Regions from separate parts of the Homo sapiens genome. Here region 1 is linked to region 2. A link is an interaction called in ENCODE POLR2A ChIA-PET data of the cell type or tissue named here. Cell type or tissue: MCF 10A. All regions are shown on one strand. Links, peaks and the distances in the headings refer to the core of each region. The heading gives the core; the rest is flanking DNA. Region 1 overlaps TRERF1 (transcriptional regulating factor 1). Region 2 holds the start of LOC105375061 (a long non-coding RNA gene).

Evidence for each region. ChIA-PET counts read pairs that join two places held together with the same protein. Peaks named below come from ENCODE experiments on the same cell type or tissue, not always from the same donor. Only the 100,000 strongest peaks of a DNase experiment are listed, where the experiment ranks them.
Region 1: POLR2A ChIA-PET joins it to region 2 with 43 read pairs; 3 of 35 experiments call an interaction of 5 or more read pairs at or near these places.

What each region holds. Positions count from the first base shown.
Region 1 is chr6:42,399,376-42,410,172 of GRCh38, forward strand. All of the region lies in intron 2 of TRERF1 (transcriptional regulating factor 1), which reads right to left. Among named protein-coding and RNA genes, the nearest start is that of TRERF1, 47 kb to the right of the region's middle. RefSeq lists an enhancer at 3,176-3,225. In MCF 10A, for the core only: a CTCF peak has its summit at 4,134; DNase peaks (open chromatin) are centred at 2,956, 4,326, 5,246, 8,206 and 2 weaker places.
Region 2 is chr6:42,222,079-42,232,875 of GRCh38, forward strand. TRERF1 (transcriptional regulating factor 1) reads right to left here. Exons shown (of 18, transcript NM_001395490.1): 17 at 10,603-10,797; 18 at 2,853-6,591. The coding sequence ends at 6,267. LOC105375061 (a long non-coding RNA gene) reads left to right here and starts at 2,661. Exons shown (of 4, transcript XR_001744122.2): 1 at 2,661-2,781. RefSeq lists an enhancer at 2,429-2,508. In MCF 10A, for the core only: a CTCF peak has its summit at 8,373 (motif pointing left); DNase peaks (open chromatin) are centred at 2,613 and 4,943.

The DNA.
Region 1 (10,797 bases), core at 1,529-9,528, 180 kb after region 2:
AAATTCCACCCCAGAGCTCCCCTGACAGTGAAATCGTTCCAGACTACCAAGCGAGGGACCTGGGTGTCTTCAGGTATCTGCTTGCATGAAAGGAAGAGGTCCTCCTGAATGGAAGCCAACACCCAAATGCCAGCACACAACCAGGAAAGAACCCAGACCTTGGAGCGGCTGCAGCGCTGGGGTCCCTGGCCAATGCAGTCCCGGTGTAGCTTTGTATCTAAAACACTGGAGCAAGCAAGTTCTTCCAGTTTTAAGACTTTGGAAAAGTCACATGCATTGCTGTAGTCTGTTCCAGGCCTAATGCTGATTTGAAGTAACCAGAACTTGACCATGGGGAAGGAGAGGGAGTAGGGAGGAGAGAACACCTCCAGTGGGTCATTGAGACTAGAACTGTGGCATTCTGAACATGTCTGGTAGTAACTGAATGCTCTGGGAACAGAGGCCAGCTTCTCTACCCTAGTTTCTCATTCCCATCCATCCCCCATGGTCAGATCCTCTATGGTGTGGTAGTGAATGGAGAAAGTCACTTTTGTTGCCCACCATTAATCCACACTCTTTCTGTTCTCCAAGAGGGTCCCACAGGACCTCAAATAGATGGAATTCTTGTATTAGAGCCATCTGATATTCCAGGAGTCACTGTGAGACTGTGGAAAGAACATACTCTTTGGAATCAGAATTGTGTTAGAATCCTGATTGTCACTCAATGGAACCCACCCCAGAGGAAAACCTGCTTTCACTGGATCCAGTCGTCTCCAAAGAGGAGTCACAGGACCTGCATCTTTTGTGTGGAGAAAAATACTCCTGGTCCCAGTCACAGACCATAAACCTAACCTCAGCCAGCTACACCCTAAATGCAGCACCACTATTACACAATGGAGAACCAAGCACAGGGGTCTCGTACGGCTCCATGTGATACAACCCAAATGACAGCTGATGACAGCTGCGCAGCCCAGCATGCAAACACATGCCAAGAAGGAGGAGTAAGGCAGCTAGATAATAACAAATATAACTATCCTGTGAGGTGGGGCGGGGGCAGCAGTTTCACCCCATCTCATTGTGAGGGGCTTTCCTTTGGCACAAGCATTCACGATTGCTTGACACTGGCTTGCTTATTGGGGGTACACCTGGGGATGCAGTTGCAAACAAAACACAACCTTTCCCCAACCCCAATCACCCACCACCACCAGGGCCCATGCCCTTAGAAGGGCAGTAAACATTGGCTGGAGGAACAGCAGCATCCTTGTGAGACTGTGGGTTCCAGAAGCAAGGGGGCTCCACTCTAGGACAATCACCTCCCCACAAAGCTGGGGATGGGAGAAGACGAGGACTCACGGAGAAGACACCAGCAATAAAAAAGGAGGCAGGTGTAATGGGTGTCCAGCCATGGCAACCATTATCCTGAATGTCCCCAAAGTCCCAATGTCAAATAGTCTGTCACCACCACCCCCATAAACACTGGCTGTGTCCCAGACAGCACCACATTTCAGAATCTCAAATAGATGTTCTTGACAGGTCTTGCTCCCAAGGAAGACACAAGATTGTCTAGGAGACCCGAGTCCCAACTGGGGCCTTGGAAAGGACAGAATTCACCACCTCTTCTGCTTCACTGGCCAGAGAAAGGTGGAGGGGTGTGAACTAAACTGCAGGGGCCCCTGGCCATCCTCCCAATGCACCAGAAAAGCACGGCCCTGTCAAAGCATCCGGGGCCAATCATTTGAGAAGCCTTTGAAGAGGAGGGCACAGGCCACAGAGGGTGGGAAGGGCAGGTATTCTATGGGGGCCAGCAGCAAATACCTCAGTGGAGAGGCAGCAACCAGCCAAATGAGTACAGAGGCCAATCTGAGATACTGAATTAATTACCATAAAAAACCAGGCCGTCAACTACCAGTTACCCAGAAGGACTATCTCAACACCCTTCTTTTCACCAAAGGCTCCCTTCACCATCCGTGCTCTCAAAAGAAAAGATTCACAACACTTCTCATCATTACAATTAACACCTTTTCAGCCCTACTATGCTGTAGGCCTACACCAGGTACTTTAAATATCTCATCAAATGCTTAAAACCACCCAATTCAGGAAAATTGTTATTATCCCCATTTTACGGATGAGGTAACTGAGGCCGAGAGGCTACATAACTTAACCAGAGCTCCAAGGCACAGATAAGCATACAGACATGCACAAAAAGATTTTATCCGCCCCACCAGATTTCAAACTCCATGAGACCCCCAGGCCCTGCCTCAGAGCCTGCTTGCAGAGAACCTAGCTCCCAGTTTGGTGCCAGCATGGATGGGGCACTCCGTGGGTATCTCTCCAGCCACTTACCACTCTCCACACCCTGCCCAACCCCGCCCCACCTGCAAGAGGGAACATGCTGTGCCTGGGAGTCTTGTCTTTTCAGTTCTTCACAACTGAGTTCATCCCCAAAGATTGAAATGCCTCAAGCCCTGTGTACCACTGGAGACCAAATGGAACTTCACGGATTCATTTCTTGAAAAGAAAACCACCACCTGCAGGCAGACAGGAGCCAACTACATTTCTACTTAAGGAAAAAGGTCTTGGGCTTTGAAGCATTCCTCTCAGCAGCCGATAACGAAGAAATAAGAGTGGGTCCTTTTATTAAAAATTAATATTTTACATAAAAACAAAACAGATGCAACATAAACCTCTAGTCTAGAAGCAAGTAAACACCAATTTGCACAGACTTGTTTAGTTGGCTCCAAAATGTGCCTTCCACTGTTTGGAGACCAAAATTAACTTCCAGTAGTAAATTTAGGAATGAAGAAGTTAAGATGGCTATGGACCCTCACCCAAGACCTTGGTACTACTTGGGACCATAAAAAGGATTTTCTATGTCTTTTTAGACCCCTGAGGCTGGGTTGCCTGTATTGCAGAGGGCCCTGTCAGTCCCAACTGGCATGCATCTGCCGGGCATCTGAAAGCTTTACAGTAAATGGTGACTCATCTATTGCAGCCACCATAGGTACCGCTAATGTAATAAGCTGAAGTTTGTTCCATCCACATGAAAGAGAAACACCGGGTGCAGGGCTGTGAGCCTGACTAAAACTGAGACCCCTGTTCACCGCTACTCGTCAGCATCTAGCTGCAACTCAAACTGTAATTACCCAGCTCTTAGGGACTGAAGGCAGGGGGAAGGGGGGTTTCTAAGGAAGGGTCACATCCATAAACACAGAACTCACTTCTTATAAGTCATTTCTTTTGTTATTGTTGTTGATTTGGTTATTACCAAATGTCTACCCTTCTGAATTCTTATAAAGTCATTTCTTATCAAGCTAAGTCTCCCCATGTGGTCACTTATTCAACAAATATTAACGGAGCACCTACTACATCAGACACCATGCTAAGTGCCAGATACACAAAGGTGAGCAAAACAAGATCGAATGCTGCCCTCATGGAGATTCTAAGTCCGGACTAGCTGCTTTACATACCTTTTCTCATTTAATAGATCCATCTTACAGATGAGAAAACTGACGCTAGGAGAGGTCAGGGAAGTCACCCAGGGTCGCACATTAATTAAGTGGGGAGCCTGGACTCACACCCGCTTCTGTGGCACCCTGAAGGTGAGGCTCTCAGCCACCAAGTTGCTGACAAAGAGAGAGGAGCGAGGTCCAGTCCCTGTTCTGAGGAAGCTGGAGCCTAGTTAGGACAGGGACAATAAAGAAAGTATTGGGGTGCAAAAAAGAAAGTACTGGGGTGCTCACAGAGAGGGAGCGGCTCACGAGACAGAGACAGCAAACCTCAGCTGGGGTAGATTCTGGACATCTTCCCCAAAAAAGGCCATGAAAGTGGGAGGGAAATAAGGCCCAAAAAAGCAGGTAAAAACGAGGCTGGTGCTAGGTTGTCTCCCAAAAATTCACGGCCACCTGGAATCTTAGAATGTGATTTTATTTGGAAATAGGGTCTTTGCAGACATAGTTAGTTAAGATGAGGTTATACTCATCTTAAGCTCACCTAATCCAATGACTGATGCCCTTATTTATAAAAAGAGAAAATAGCGACACACACATACACACACACTCACGGAGAATGCCACGTGACAATGGAGACAGGGATTGCAGTGATGTTGCTACAAGCCAAGAAACACCCAGGATCGCCAGCAGCCACCAGGAGCCAGGAGAGAGGCACGGAGCAGTTTCTCCCTCAGAACCCCTGGACGGAACCAACCTTGCCAATACCTTGATTTCAAATTTCCAGAACTGCAAGAGCAGACATTTCTGTTGCTTTGAGTCATCCGGTATGTAGTACTTTGTTTCAGCAGCCCTAGAAAGCTAAGACAAGGCAAGGTCCAGGCAGGCTGTGCACATTGTGTTAAGGAGTTTGTACTCCACCCTGCAGGTGTGGGGCAGATTGTAAGCAGCAGAATGGGATACATTCCAGAGCGCATTTTGTAACCGGAGCTTATATCCTTCAAATCTATGGTCTCCAGTCCTAGAGCTGTTAGTGTCCTCCAGGGCTTCATTGTCCACTGTCCATGCTTTCCCTGCCCACATTCTTCTTGCTGGGCTCATCCGCACTGACAGACTTGAAATTCCATGAGACCCCCCCCAGGCCTTGCCACAGAGCCCGCTTGCAGAGAACCTAGCTCCCAACTTGGTGCCAGGCATGTATGGGGCACTCCGTGGGTGCCTCTCCGGCCACTCACCACTCTGCCTGACCCCACCCCACCTGCAAGAGGGAACATGCTGTGCCTGGGAGTCTTGAGTACTAGACTCAAGTACTAGAATCTGTTTGCAGATGGTGCCCGACTCCAGCCAGGACATTCTTCTGAGCAGATGCCTCTAACTGTAGTTCCCATGGGTTTCTCAAGCTCAACATGTCAAAAGGTAATCTCAGCTCAACATCTTTCACCTTATTTCTCTTGGGTTCCTCCTCATCTTTGTCAATGGTGCCACCAAGCATCCAGTAACATGCTAAAAGCTGGGGGTCACCGTAGACTCCCCTGCACACCTCCACATCCAGGGAACTACAAAATTATCTCTCCATTCTAGTCCTACTTTTTCACTCCATAGCACAATTCTAATCATTTCCTCTCTGGATTCTTGCTGTGGCCACGTGATGCATTTTCATTCCTCTAAGACTCCCCCTTTTCTCCCCTACCCCCACCCCAATCCAGCCGTCTTGAATGTGAAGCCAATGCTGACTCCAAGAAGCACGGCTTTCAGAAAAGCTACCTCCAGCCCACTGCACCCAGCCTGAGGGCCTCTGGTGATTCACAGGCCTTAACCCTGTCAGGAGCCCCACCCAACCTCATTTCCTTATCCTCTCACCCCAGCAGGATACTCTCCTCCTGCCTCTTGATCCTACCGTCTAACCGCTCTCTGTGCCGATTCCTGCTTCCTATCAGAGCTAAGCAAGTGCAGAATCCAAGGCCCTAAGGAGCTAATACCTCAGGGCTGCTGCTTTCTCTTACTAGGAAACTCTCACTTTGGGTTTTCTTTGTGTTCATCAAAAGAGAACAGTTCTCATTTGCAGGACTAAGAGAATTCCTCTTGCCTAAGGGTGGGACAGGGAGATTGAAGGGTCACTAAAAGTTTTACATATTTAGTCAAAGCTAATATACCCACCCCCAGGCTACAGTCAGCAGATAGGTCAGTTTCTCAGGGGGCTGGATAGGGTTCAAAGTTGCAGACCAGTGTAACAGCAACCACCACTTACAGCTGTGCTCCAGAACTCTGGGTATTATTTAATCTTCACGGTAACCCTACCAAACTAGGTGCTGTTATCACTGCCACTTTATAGACAGAAAAGTGAGGCATTAAGGGTTAAGTACTCTGACTCAAAGTCTTACAATTGGGAAGGGAAAAGGCAGCAGTTAAGGACCATCCCAGCTGTGTTCCAGTGAGGTCACTTACAAGGAAGGGAGGGAATTTGGTTCACACAGCCTTAAGATGCGAGGCCCCAGCACACAAGGTTATACTGATGTGTGCTCAGGGATGGAGACAGAATTTGAATCTCCTCCTGTGGGACTCTCTAGGCCTCCATTTCCTTATCTGAAAAACAAGAATGATTAGCCCCACCCAGAAGAGTTATTGGGAGGATTTAAATTAGATGATGTACGTTCAATTACAAAGCAAAATGCCTGGCACACAGAAGGTGCTGCTTCAAACTGAAAATAGACGGGTCTGGTGCGGTGGCTCACACCTGTAATCCCAGCATTTTGGGAGGCCGAGGTAGGCAGATCACCCGAGGTCAGGAGTTCAAGACTAGCCTGGCCAACATGATGAAACCTTGTCTCTCAAACAAATACAAAAATTAGCCAGGCATGGTGATGCACATCTGTAGTCCCAGCTACTTGGGAGGCTGAGGTGGGAGGACTGCTTGAGCCTGGGAGGTGGCAGTTGCAGTGAGTTGCGATCACACCATTGCATTCTATCCTGGGCGATAGAGCCAGACCTTGTCTCAAAAAAAAAAAAATTAAAAAAATTAAAAAAAATAAAAAAAAAATAGGGAAGGGGCAGAAGATCAAGACAGAGAGAAGCAGGCAGGGGGAAGCAACTACCTGCCCCTGTGGAGTACAGGGAAAGTGTTACTGACCCACCATGCAACAAAGCCCATGACACAGAAGCACCGTCATTTCCAAGGGGCAAGAATCCTTTGTGATCACAAAAATAACAAGAGCAGCAGCTAGTGTGTATGGAAGACCTGGAAAGTTCCAAGCACTTTCCAGATACAACTCAGTTAGTCCTCCTCATATCCCTAGGAGGTAAGTTAGTCATCCTCATTTTACAGAGGGAGAAACTGAGGCTCAGAAAAGTTGGCTGACTTGGTCACAGTTATGGAGGCTGGCAGCTGTAAAGCTGGGACCTGGCCCCAGGTGACTAACTCCAGGTCCCACATCCTATCAACTGCTTCCCGAAAATCAGTCAGACCCCCTTCCTGGTTCCTGACCTTCCTCTTCCCTCTTCATCTCAGAATCTTCTTGCCCTTCACCCTCTTCTCTTCTGCCCCTCTCCTCACTCCACGGAAGAAGATGAACTCTGGCCAGTGCCGATGACTCCTCTTGTTGAAAGGGCATTGGTACAGAGGAAGGACCACAGGCAGAGCAGGCAGAGGCCTCTGTCCTGGACCCAAGTCAGCCCAGAAAGGAGCTCACATCCCAGTCCCTGCACACCCCAGTTCCCTCAGCTCACAGGTTGCAATCGGGCTCCAATGAGTTAACAGACCTGGGTATGTCCAGTATATCCTAGACGACTGCTCAAATCTACCTAATGTCTTCTGGAACCTTCCTCAACAAATGCTGCCTCTCTCCGGCATCCCCCATACTGCATCTTAGCCAGTCACTAGCCCCTTGCCCTGAGTGGCCCCAATGTCCCTCGTCTTAAAAACAGCATCCCTGGCCTTGCTGCCTTCTCATGACACTTACCCCCCACCCCCCTCCTCCCCAGCCTTTGCAGGGATTTGTGTAACCACTCCCTCTGGATGTACAAGCTCCCCAAAGGCAGGGACAATAATCCACATTCCCTATGGGATCCTGCATTGTGTCTGTTTTGGCATGCATCCAGGGGAAACCTTGACAAATAGTAACTGAAAAGCACAAAGAACATTTAAGCATTACATCTTAGGTCATTCTCACAACAAACCAGGGAGACACAGAGGTTATTCCCATTTCAACATGAAGAAACAGGGGCTTGGGCTAAGAAGCTCAAGGTCATCTAGCTCCCAAGTAAAGGAACTCAACACTAGAATTCATTAGTTATGCCCCAAAGTGTCCTAAACACACCAGATAAGTGGCTGGCCTCCTTTCCTTCCTGCTTTTTCCACAAACCAGGCTTACAAAAAGTTTCAACTGCATGGTAAATCTAAGTCTGCTCAACAAAATGCTCTCTTTAAGTCTCTGTCTTCTCCTCTTAGGCCACATCTCCAGATCTGAAATGGAAAGGGCACATATTTATTTGCTGGGGGCTGCAGTCTCTTTTCACCGTTATTCGCAATGACTCTGTTGGCTGCCCTGTTTGGGGCTGTGTTTGTCTGTCTGCCCGTCTCTGTTGTCACGCTAGTCCTGGATCTGCCCCCAAACTACAGACATTCTGCAGAGATGGGACAAAACGAGGGAGAGTGGGCAAGGGGCTCCAGGATTCCATAAAACCGGCTCGACAAAGAGAATGCCTGCTCAGAAGTCAAGAACTCCTGTGATCTAATTTGTGGGTGTCACCATTACCTCCTCTCAGGGTGGAGACTGGGAGCTTGAGAAGAGAGATGTGACTTGTCCAAAACCACATGATAACGTAGTGACTCAAATCCAGCTCCATGTGGAAGACTTCCCAGTGCCGTCTCTCCACCGCAACGCATTTCCTCTTTTTACTACAGAATTTCCCCCCTCCTTTCTTCTTTTAAAAACCAACATTCCATGACATATTTACAATTTTACAGAGAAAAAAAAAACCTAATCAAAAGTACATCAAATAAGCCCTATACCTGTCCAGATTCTTATGGACGTGTGCGCACAGATATTTACCAGGTCATCATCAGCACAGGTAAGCGATTCCATATTCTTGTCGCACTTAACTTTGCTCTGTCTATCTCGTATCAAGTGTTTGAGTTCTCCACTGTATTGTTTTCACAGCATTTGCCTAACTATTCCCTAATTACCTGCATTTGGTAAAGAAAAAAGAAAGTGAAACACCTTTGTATCTCTCAGTTTATGATCCAGGCTTCATACAAAATGATGTGTTCCTATGCCTGGGTTATTTCACCAATATAGTCTAAGTATTTGCCTTAAAGAACTTCATCAGTTCTGTGCTTAACTTTGATAACATGTCTTATCCATTGGTTTATTACAACTGTTTCCCTCTTCCATTAACTTCGCTATATAAATAAATATATATATATATATATGTGTGTGTGTATGTATATATACATACACATGTGTGTGTATGTATATATACATACACATGTGTGTGTATGTATATATACATACTCATGTGTGTGTATATATATATATACATACACGTGTGTGTGTGTGTATATATATATATATATCTTTTTTTTTTTTTTTTTTTGAGAAAGAGTCTCACTCACTCTGTTGCCCAGGCTGGAGTGCAGTGGCGTGATCTCGGCTCACTGCAACCTCTGCCTCCCGGGTTCAAGCGATTTTCCTGCCTCAGCCTCCCGAGTAGCTGGGATTACAGACATGTGCCAACACACCCGGCTAATTTTGTATTTTTAGTAGAGATGGGGTTTTGCCATGTTGGCCAGGCTGATCTCCAACTCCTGACTTCAGGTGATCCACCCACCTTGGCCTCTCAAAGTGCTGGGATTACAGGCATGAGCCACCGCACCCTGACATCCTTTAACATGATTTTATTATTTTTATCTTATAGATTTTATTCCTTTATAGTTGAACACATCTCATTCCATTAATGATCATTTTTATGGAATTTTCAAACACATTTGCTCTCGAGGAAAAAATACCACCTGCTTCCTCTGAGTTTTAAGAGTTTGTAAAACTAACTTTTTAATACATCTAAAATTTATAACATATGATGTGAGATATAAATCTGAGTTCACTTTTTCCACACTGTTATCTAGTTTTTCCCAAGAGCTATTTATTGTAAAATTATTTCTTTCACTATTGTTTGCCTCTCCAAATTTGTCATATATAAATGTCTTCCAGGTCAGGCGCGGTGGCTCATGCCTGTAATCCCAACAATTCGGGAGGCTGAAGCAGGAAGATAATTGAGCCCAGGAGTTCAAGACCATCCCAGGCAACATGACAAAATCCTGTCTCTACAAAAAATTAGCTGGGCATGGTGGTGTATGCCTGTAGTCCCAGCTACTCAAGAGGCTGAGGTGGGAAGATTGCCTGCGCCCAGGAAGTTGAGGCTGCAGTGAGCCGTGATCACGCCACTGCACTCCAGCCTGGGTGCAGTGAGACCCAGTCTCAAAATAAATAAATAAATAAATGTCTTCCATTCATTTAGATCTATTTATTGTACTGATCTTCCATTTTCCTGCTTTATCCTACTATTGTACAATTTTAATAACTACTGCTTGCCTGCCTTGTTTGCTTAGAGAAGTCTTGCTCCTAAAAGATTTTCAAAACATCCTTTGATATGCATGTCCACCAATTTTTCCTGATTATTATTATAATTATCATGTTCTTGCATTATGAAGTATTTCACTGGAATTTTAAATGCCAAAAGGGCATGAAATCTAGGCATAAACTTTGGAATGCTGACCCTTTAATGCTTTAATTTCTGATCAGAAGCAGCCATGTAGGATTTTGTAATTTTCTTTGAATAAAAATTGTGTCATTTGCAAACAGCGATATTTTTATCTCTTCCTTCCCTATACCAATCCCTCTAGTTTCTCTTTGTTCCTATATTGTTATGACAAGCATCTGTTAAACTATGTTAAATAAGAGTAGAGATAAGGGGCATTTTGGTTTAGTTCCTGTTTTTCAGGGCACACTTCTAGTATTTCCCCACTCAGTATCTGCAGCCCCTGTGTAAGGATTGCTACACGGTTATACACAAACAGGCTCTTTATCCTACATAGGGGTAAATCCCCCAACACACCTATTTTTTTACTCTTCTGATGCTTTATAATGCATATGTAATTATTTCCAGTATTTTTCTACATCCACTGAGACCAAATTCATTCATCCATCAAACATTTGTTGACTGATTATATTTCAGGCACCGTGCTGAATAATAGGTATTCCGATTTTTATGATTTCTTTCTATTAATATTGGCCTCTCTGTGTTGAATCAGACTTATATTCCTGAGACGAGCCTTGCTTGGTGATATTTCAAGACTCTTTTTTTGAGACAGGGTCTC
Region 2 (10,797 bases), core at 1,324-9,323:
TTAAAGACAGTCCTTTCCAAAAGATCCTCTCGTACATAAAGGAAGTAATCAGCTCTTTGGCTCCTTTTTTTATATTTATTTTTATTATTATTGTTTTTTTGAGACACAGTTTCACTCCTGTTGCCCAGGCTGGAGTGCAATGGCTTGATCTCGGTTCACTGCAACCTCTGCCTCTTGGGTCCAAGGGATTCTCCTGCCTCAGCCTCCCGAGTAGCTGGGATTACAGGCATGCGCCATTATGCCTGGCTAATTTTTGTATTTTTAGTAGAGACAGGGTTTCTCCATGTTGGTCAGGCTGGTCTCAAACTCCTGACCTCAGGTGATCTACCCGCCGCGGCCTCCCGAAGTGCTGGGATTACAGGAGTGAGCCATCACGACTGGCCCTTTGGCTCCTTTACACAGGGATATCTACAATTCAAAGATCACTTATGGTTCTCTTAGGAATATATTATTCAATTTCTTAAAATGTCTTCCTAATTATGCTTTGCTGTGTCAACATGAACTCTCATCCACATTCCTAGAGCACATCTCAGCTCGCTGGCGGTGGCTGAGGATGGTAGATAGGGAGTAAATGGAATTCAGGATTTACACACACATTCTCTCTCTGCCAAATGCACACATGGATGAGCGTACCTGGAGGACTGGCGAGTTAACTCATTGAACAAATAGTTGCTGAGCACCCGCTATAAATTGCTGTGTACATGTGGGTGATGGTGAGAGGATTCCGAATATTGATAGGTCTCTTCTCAATCCTGGAATTGAATCTGTTCCAAGGCCCCCATATGTCTTTCTAGGTATTAAATTCCTTGGCAGGAAGGAATCATGTACAGCCATCTTTATACACTCTCCTCCCCCTGTATAATACAGTATGGAATAATGGTGGCTCATGAGGATCGACTGACTGAATAAAAGTAGAAAAAAATCTTCCAATTAGGCCTCCAGAAGTAGACTTTAAATTTACAGCACTGGCTAAGGCACACAGTTTCTAGAGGAATAGCTATTTTATTTGGTATAGGTTGTCTAAAGTAAACAGCTAAAATTAAAGTCAAAAACCAAAAAAGGCCAGGCGCAGTGGCTCACACCTGTAATCTCAGCACTTTGGGAGGCCAAGGTGGGTGGATCATGAGGTCAGGAGATCCAGGCCATCCTGGCTAACACGGTGAAACCCATCTCTACTAAAAAAAAAAAAAAAAAAAAAAAAAAATTAACCAGGCGTGGTGGTCTGTAGTCCCAGCTACTCGGGAGGCTGAGGCAGGAGAATCCCTTGAACTCGGGAGGTGGAGGTTGCAGTGAGCCCAAATCGCGCCACTGCACTCCAGCCTGAGCGACAGTGAGACTCCGTCTCAAAAACAAAAAAAATCCAAAAGAGGCCAGGTGCAGTGGCTCATGTCTATAATCCTAGCACTTCAGGAGGCCAAGGCAGAAGGATTGCTTGAGGCCAGGAGATCAACATCAGCCTGGCCAACATAGTGAGACCCTGTCTCTATTAGTTTAAAAACAACAACAACCCCCCTTCCCCACCCCCCCCACCCTCCAAAAGAATCTAGATCAAGGTCTTGAATAGGCATTCCCCACTTAAAGCAAATTTATTTTTGTAAAATTCTGTAAACTTCTGTATGAAATCCAGAATTTGAAAGTTCTTCTATAGTTTTCTGTTGACCATGAAAAGTAAACATACATCACGCCTGTAATCCCAGCACTTTGGGAGGCCGAGGCGGGTGGATCATGAGGTCAGGAGATCGAGACCATCCTGGCTAACAAGGTGAAATCCCGTCCCTACTAAAAATACAAAAAATTAGCCAGGGTGTGGTGGCGGGCGCCTGTAGTCCCAGCTACTCGGGAGGCTGAGGCAGGAGAATGGCATCAACCCGGGAGGCAGAGCTTGCAGTGAGCTGAGATCACACCACTGCACTCCAGCCTGGGTGACAGAGGGAGACTCTGTCTCAAAAAAAAAAAAAAAAAAAAGTAAACATACAGCCAGGTGCAGTGGCTCACACCTGTAATCCCAGCACTTTGGAAGGCCGAGGCGGGCCTCAGACGGATCTCTTGAGGCCAGGGGTTCGAGACCAGCCTGGCTAACATGGCGAAACCTCGCCTCTAATAAAATACAAAAATTAGCCAGGTGTGGTGGTGCATGACCTGTATAGTCCCAGCTACTTGGGAGGCTGACCCGTGAGAATTGCTTGAACCCAGGAGTGGAGGCTTCAGTGAGCTGAGATCATGCCACTGCACTCCAGGCTGGGGAACAAAGCAAGGCTCTGTCTCAAAAAAAAAAAAGTAAACATACTTACTCAAATTTGAAAATGCAGGTTTAAAATGCAAATAAATCGGGGTGGACTTAGAGGAGCTGACCCGTGAGAATTGCTTGAACCCAGGAGTGGAGGCTTCAGTGAGCCAAGATCGTGCCACTGCACTCCAGGCTGGGGAACAAAGCAAGACTGTCAAAAAAAAAAAAGTAAACTTACTTACTCAAATTTGGAAATTCAGATTTAAAATGCAAATAAATCGGGGTGGACTTAAGACTTTGTGGAGGATTTAGTGTAAGACACCTGTATGTCACAGTGTGCTCCCTTGAATCACAGTTTGAGTCATAAGGTTTATGACTCAGTTTGAGTTTATGACACAGTTTGAGTCATAAGGTTTACGAACCCAAGTGGTTCATCCACTGCTTGAATAGCAGAAATGTATGTCCTGGTCTTCGGAGTCGGGGGACACTTTAATAATGATCATTAAATTTGATCAGCCGACTTAAACTTGTTGTCTACGGAAACCAATTAACAGGTAAACTAGCATTTATCCAGCATTGAGAAGTCATAGCAATGGCTAGAAAGAAGAAATATTTAAGCCAAACGAAACGCAAAAGATTAATATTTTATTTTCAGAGCAGCTGATGCAATATTGAATCAGGTTTTCACAAATAAATATGACAGTGTCTGTTTGGTTACATCTCCATTTGATGAATGCCCATCTATAGGAACTGTAATAACTTTCTGAGAGGCTAATGATTAGAATGTGTTAAATAAAATTTCCCTGGTTCCCTTTTTGAAGAAGCATTGTGATAATTAAGAAAAAAAAAAAGCTTATCACTTGGAGGGGAAACAACCTAGAATGCCCCAGTTTCCTTTTTTTTTCTTTTTTTTTTTTTTAAGGAATGCACCTTTTTAGGACAAGTCTATAAAACATCTTTATTTATTTGTTACATATGATGTTTAAATATAACTTTGCTTTCAAGCTTCAAACTTTTTTTAAACCCCTGGTAAAATAAGACTTTTGGTTCACCTTAACAAAAACTGACCTAGGAAGAAACATTTTTAGCAAAATGTTATTATAAAATTCACTAGAAAATACGGTCCTCTTGTTGCCAAAATGTTACATAAAATCCTTATTAAAAATACACACGTTACAAAAGAAAAATTATGAATATGCTATACATAGTGCTTTAATATGGACCAAGGGACTTGCATTCCGGGAAAATACAGTTAAGCACACTAGATATTATGATGTCAACTTATAATAGTGCAAACCTGAATAAATTACATCCTGATATGGAAGGCATGCAATTCATCTGCTGAGAATAGAACATAACGAAGCCAGAACAGGAAGCAATCACAACCACTATTTAAAAATGTTTTCCTTTTTATTACATTAATTTTTTTCAAAAATACTTTTCTTTACAATAGAACTCCTAGAAAATATTTACAACCTTCCTCTAATAAAATATAACAGCAGTTAAATATATTTGAAAATAAGATGGGTTTTTCCATAAAATATATCTGTTAACTTTTTATATACAAGCTTTCTCAAAGAGGTCTAAATTCACTAATGAAAAACCATCTGATAGTAAACAGTAACCGAGTTGAGACATTAACCATTAGGAAGAAAAGATCTTTGGGGTGGGGTAAGGGGAGAAGCTAAAACACAACACATACATGCAGGCAGAATTATTTCAGAAAAAAAAATAAGTGCAACATTGTACTAGGAAGTCCATTCTTTAAGTTGATAGTCAAGAAATACTAATTCAGGAATTTGAACTGTCTCGTTAAGGAGGAGTTCTTTGGTTGTTTCAAGTCAAAAATCCTTATGCTATACTGCATGGAAAATTATAAGTAAGCTGTGCATTCTATTTTTGCCATGGCAACTGAGTTTATTTTTTAATGTTTAAAACTGGAACAGCTGGGCAAATCTCTAAACAGAGGCAATACATTTGCTTTATAAACACTTTTCTGGATGTTTGCTCCTTTGATAGATAAGCTTCCATAGACCCAATAGCAGCACCCTTCTAGGCTTACCCTCAGACACTAAGTGGAGGGCAGTAGTCCCTGGGAGAGACGATCAGCCAAGGATATGACAGCTGTAATGGTTCGGCCACAAAGTTGATGCACACTGCCCAGGCAGTTCCTGACTCACAACTGCTTGGATAAAACAGGATAGCATAACCTTTCTGAAATGGCAGCAAATGAAACTTTTTTCCCCCTCTAAACAAAAGATGTAGGAAAACGCCAAGACCTCTTTGAAAATAGAATGATGGAAAAGAATTTTATTTTTTTTTCTGTCCATGGCTTTCCTGAAGTTCAGAGACCACTGTCTGTGTGGGGCTGCTGTGGCTCACAGCCAGTTCCCCCCCATGAGTGTGTGCTAAATGCTTTTGCAGAGTCAAAGACGTCAGGTCCTACTCTCATGCTTCTGCTGATATTCTCTCTCATGTCAAGCTATGAATGTTGTCAGCAAAGTGGCCCAGCGTGATAGGCACACCTACGTGGAGCTGGGAACCAGCATACCTGGGGTGGGCGATGCCTGAAAACACCGGCCCAGGAAATCACGCTGCATTAACTCCAAAAGGGGAGTTGCATGAAGCAGGATCCTCTCTGTACTGGCGCTGTGTCCCAGCCTGACTTTTGCCCTAACGGTGGGATGGGTCAGTCTGACTCAGCTCAGAAGCCTGGGGCTAAATGGCATTTTTGAAGGATTACAGGTTTATTACCTTCAAGTACAAACAGCAACCCTGCTGACAGGGACAGGAGGAAGCAGAGCAAAGTCATGGAGGTTGGAGAAGTCTAGAAGTGCTTTGGTAAGTGACTTGTGATGAATACATTCATTGTTTGAATGCAAACATTATAGCTAAGGTGTATCTGAAGCCATTTTTGTTGGCCTTCAATGCTATTTGTCTTGTATTTGCTATCGTATGTGTTAGAAAACTATTTCTTATAGCTAACATCAAGGTAAACTTCAGTCCAGCGGATGTGAATTACAGCAAAATCCCAGTGAATGCGGTTTCACAGTACTTCCAAGTGGCACAAAGTAATTTCAGAACTCCACTAATCATTAACAGCGTTGCAAAAAAGAATAGGCTTTTCTGATTTGTTTTTTGGGCAATAGAACACTTTCTGGCATTCTAGGTACTTCAATATGTGTCCTTCAATCACCCTGAAGTGAAAGCAGTCCTGGCAACTTAATATTTGCCTCCAGATGGGTCTCTAGTCAGTTCATGCTGAAACACAGCTCTGCCACCCACAACTTGGAGCTGACCAGCCCCCAGGGAACATGGAAGAGGACAGGACACACCTGTTCTAGAAAACCAGGTCCTCAGTAAACACTGCTGGGAATGAAAGCCTAAAATTATACAGTACTCCATTCCTGTGAACGGGCCAAAGGATGACGGGCAACACAGGGGAAACCTGTTTTCACATTTGGTCATCTCCTCACATGTCGTGTGAGCTGGAGGAGAGCCGTGTAACACGAGGGCTTGCTTTGCCCCTGGAAAGCTGCCCCTAGCATAGTATCTCCAGGCAAAGATGCCATGCTCACTGCAAACTATGGAATGAGGTCAGAACAGAATCAAAGTAACGCTTGATGGGAAAAGTTGGCCCCAAGACCCCAGTACTAAGAGGGTCGCCTGCGTCTCACACACACACACTCACAGCAAGCTTTGGGATAAAAGGCAACCGGGATGGTTGACATCTGAATGCAATGGAACATGAAGGTCAGCTTCAGTCCCTACTGGGAATGATTTCATGAGAAGGTAGCCCAGATGAAACACCTCTTAAAGATAGTTGTGCCAATTATTTATTCCCCCAACCCCCCACAAAAACAAATTTTTTTAAATAAAAGGAAAAGAAATAGGATTTTTTTTTCTAAACCTGAATAAAATGACCACTTTTAAAACAGGTAGTTTAAAAGGGTTACAAAACAAGCAGGCAGTCCAGGTTTCCTGATTAATGAAGATGGAGGCCGTGGGTTTTCACTGTCTCTAAGTGACACACAGGGCTTTATAGTTCTGCGTCACCCTGAAGCAAGACTGAATCTTGATCATCCAAGAGAAGATCGGTGTCCACAACTTCAGCCTCTTCCATGACACCTCCCAACTGCTGGACGACGTCGTCGTCGAGGATGTCCACATCCTTGATGGGTTTGATCAGACTCAGCTGGTCCAGGGGCAGCAGCCCCGGCGCCCCCACGGGCCCCGTAGTCCTCTCAATCGTGGCTGCCATCTCAGCTGCAAAAGCCGCCTTCTGAGCCTTTTGCCTCTGTTGTTCCTCCTGCTGCCTGTGAGTTTTCATGTGTGCATTTCGGCTTTTGATCTTGAAGAAGACTCTAAAAATAAAGAAAGAGAGGTGTGTAGAATTTAGAAGGAGATCTGAGTTCTTGGAAATCCAGGTGTCCTACGGGGAATGGGGGTGTGTGGTCTGACAAAGTCCCTGGCTGCTCGGCTTCTAGGACCTCCTTCCCCTGTGACCTGTCACCTCTCTTCCTTCCTCTCCAAGCATTACAAGGAAAGGGATGGGGACAGAACACACCTACTGTGCCTCAGGCTTCCTTCCTGTGACAATGGAGGAGGAATTCTCAAAGGCCTCCTGTCCACCTGGAGTCTGGAGCACAGGCTCTTTCTCCTCTTTCAGCCTCCCCCTTCTCCTCATCACTGACCATGCCCTCTCCACTGGAGAATCTTCTAAATCATGCTAACAAGCCCTGATGGTCCCCATCATGAAACAACCCACCATCTGCCTCTGGCCTCTGTCCCTGTTCCTCCACAGTTGAAAGTTGTTGGTTTTGTTGTTGTTGTTGTTGTTGTTTTAAATAGAGACAGGGTGTCTCTCTATTGCCCAGGCTGGAGTGCACTGGTGTGATCACAGCTCACCATAACCTTGAACTCCTGGGCTCAAGTGATCCTCCCACCTGAGCCTCTCGATTAGCTAGGACTACAGGTACATACCACCATGCCTGGCTAATTTTTAAATATTTTGTAGAGATGGAGTCTTGCTATGTTGCCCATGCTGGCCTCGAACTCCTGGCCTCAAGTGATCCTCCCACCTTGGCCTCCCAAAGTGTTGTGATTACACGTGTGAACCACTGCGCCCAACCCACGGTCAAAATTCTTGAAGGATCTGCCCACACGCACTTGGTGGATCTCTTTTTTCTCTGCTTCTTCCTCTCCAAGTGGACTGTTGTCCTCTCCCTGTCAACCCAATTGCTCTTCTCGAGGTCACTGGTAACTCTGTGTGGCCAAATTCAGTGGCCCCTGTCTTTATTGTACTTGACTTCTGAGCTACATCTACTACTCCCTTTCACTTAAGGCCCCTGCTTTGTGGCCATGATATTATCATAATGGCTACACATCCTCCAACACAGAGGACACTCCCTCTTCGCCAAGCAAGGAATTGGCAGACTTGAAATGCCAACAGTGCTGAGGTTGAGAAACCCGGGGATAAAATGATATATTGCTGGGGTTAATTCTTTAGATGAGAGGTCTGCAAACTATGGTCAGTGGGCCAAATCCTGACTGTTTTTGGGAATAAAGTTTTATTGGCACATAGCCATGTCTGTTTATGCAATGTTGATGGCCGTTTCTGTGCTGCAATGGCACAGCTGAGCAGTTATGATAAAGACAGTAAACGGCCCACAAAACCTCAAATATTAACTATCTGGACCTTTTTCAGAAGAAGCGTGCCCAGGTGTGAGACTGTTTATGGAGAGGGGGTGGCATAATACTCTTTAGTCACTTCTGAGCTCATGAAGGAAAAAACAAAACAAAACAAAAACACACACACAAAACACCTGGTTTCTAAGGCCTGAGTCCAACGGGGCTGATAAATCACAATTCTGCTTGGACACACTGAAAATGGTTAAATGTAACAAACATAATTTCAGCACCTCTAAGAGGTATTTTGTGAACATTTGCCTAATGTTATTTTGAGTTAGGAAAAGCCACAGAAACCATTTGTATTTTCCATGAAATCATAACTGGATTTCTGGTAGAAAAAGTTTCCAAGCAACGTAAGACTCCAAAAAAAAAAACATTTAATAGATGCTACTGAGACATGGCTGGGAAACATGAAATACTGATTTTTTTTAAGTTAAATCATCCTCTGTCTCCACCTGGTGGAATGTAGCGTTGTAGCCTGTTTGAGCCTAATGAGTGGGTGGTGCTAGCTCCTCTGGGGGAAAACTGGCAAGACCCTGATACCCTGATGCTGCCACTCCAGGACAAATAAGCGGGAGATCACTGAGAGTCAGCTGAGGGTGGTTCCATCATTATTTCAATTAAAAAAGCCTTAAGATCAATCCAGGGGCCCATTTCTTCCATGGTGCACCAGTGTGTGGTGGGTGGTGATGTTAAAATGACATCATGGCCAGCTTGGAAGGACAGCAGGGTGTGGAGGAGACCCACACCGAATCCCATCTCTCCCATCCCTGTGCTTCATGGGGGGAAGTGATCTGCTAGTTCCAGTTCACTTTGGTGGGTGCCATCAAGCTGGGCTTAATCAGACGCAGCATGGCATAGAGCCAGGAGCACAAGGCCAGGCCAGCCTGCATGGTGTGAATCCCCACTAGGCTGCTCGCTGTGAACTGCAACAGGGGCTTCACTTTTCTGTGCCTCAGTTTCTGCCTGTAAAAAAGAAGCTCCTAAAAGTACCTGCCTCATAGGGCTATTTTAAAGATTAATCAGTACATGTGCTATGGGTTGAATGTGTCCCCCAAACAGCACATGTTGAAAACTGAATCCCTAATGCAGCTATGTTGGAAGGTGTGGCCTAATGGGAGGTGTTTCAGTGACGAGGGCCTCACCCTCATGAATGGATTCATGCCGATTATAATAGGGTATGAGGCTGCAAGTTCAACCTCTTGCTCTCTCTCCCCTCTCTTTGCCCTTCCACAATGGGATGACTTAGCAAGAAGGCCCTTGCCAGATGCAGGCCCCTTGACCTTGAACTTCCCAGCCTCCAGAACTATAAGAAATAAATTTATTTTCTTTATAAATTATCCAGTCAGTGATATTCTGTTGTAGCAACACAAAACAGACTAAAACATGTAAAGAATCCTTTAAAACAGTGCCAGGCACATAGTTAGTACCTGATAAACAGCAGTTACTATTAAGTTGCCTGCTCTACTCTATGAGGATGTATAAGTAGAGGTCCCACCTAGCCTTGCTGATGTAACTAGGGATGTTTTCGTGGTAGAGTTTCAGAAACCACTTGGGCAGCATCTCTCCCAGGTAATACTCCTTTTCATGCTCGAGGCACTAGGAATTATGGGAAGAGGAACTCAGCAAGGCTCCTAAAGGATGTAATTCATAACAATGTAGTACCCTTCCAGTCAGGTGGACTCATTGAGAAGTACACTGGAATTCTCTACTGGAGGCTGTGGGAGGGAATCACCCATCTTACCATCAATGGCATTTTCTACCTAAAGCAAAAAACAAAGTAAACCAAAAGGAAAGAGCAGTGGTCAGAAGCCCAGGTCTGCATTCGGACAAAACTGGGTTCAAATCTCAGTTCTGCTCTTTACTGGCACTGTGATTTAGGTCAAGTCATTTTACCTAATTTTTAAACCCTTATTTGTAAAACAAAGATAAAAAAACAGTATCTGTATCACATGGAGTTTCTATGTAAGGATTAAGTGAGCTCACACACATAAAGCATGTAACAAAGTAAATGCTCAGTAAATGTTAGCTATTATAATTACTATCTCGTTACTTTTTTTCTTTAGCTGTTGTTGTTTTTTAAATTATACCTAAAAGGGGAGGATAACAAATAGGTTTTATTTCATGTGTCAACTCTGATTAATTGGTTGTGCAGCTTGAAGCATGACAACAAAAAGTAATTGAGGCTTTGTCTTAAAGTGATAGCAAAGTGTGGTGATTGATTAGTGATGTCTGCCTTAGTCACAGAAGTAAGCGAAGGTGGTAGGATTACCCTGTATGAGCCATCTGTGTTACAGAGAGTTCCTGATTAGATGTTGTAGAGCCATTCTCAAATCATTCAGCGGGGATCCAAACAGAGTAATGCTAGTGAACATAGCTTGGGTGTGAAGGGAAGGAGTGGGAACCAGAGTCCCACCTGCCATTCCTGGGAAAGAGTGAAGTTTTGTAACTTACAGGTTCACTCTCTGAAGATATCCATCCTTACAAGGCTCTAAGATAACAGAATGGCCATATTCTGAGTCTGCAACAGGACTACATACCCATCCCAAAGATGACACGAAGAAGAGTTTTGAGGTCTAAGTTCTTTTTTCTGATTGAAGAAACCTCAGGCCATCCTGGCCCAGCTCCCATAGAGCGACTACCCATCATGAACTCAGATTCAGTCCCCGGTCCCCTGCACCTACTTGCCACACTCCTTGCAGGGGAAGATGGTGGTGGGGTCTGTCTCGCCGCTGGTGGTGCTGTGAGAGGGTGAGCTCTTTACCGAACAGTACCCACTCTGGGTGCCACCAGGCTTCTGCTTCCCAGAGGGGATGGCACCTCGGGCCTTGGTCACCTGGTTGGTGCCCCCGTGGATGCGGGCATGGCCATTCAGTGCC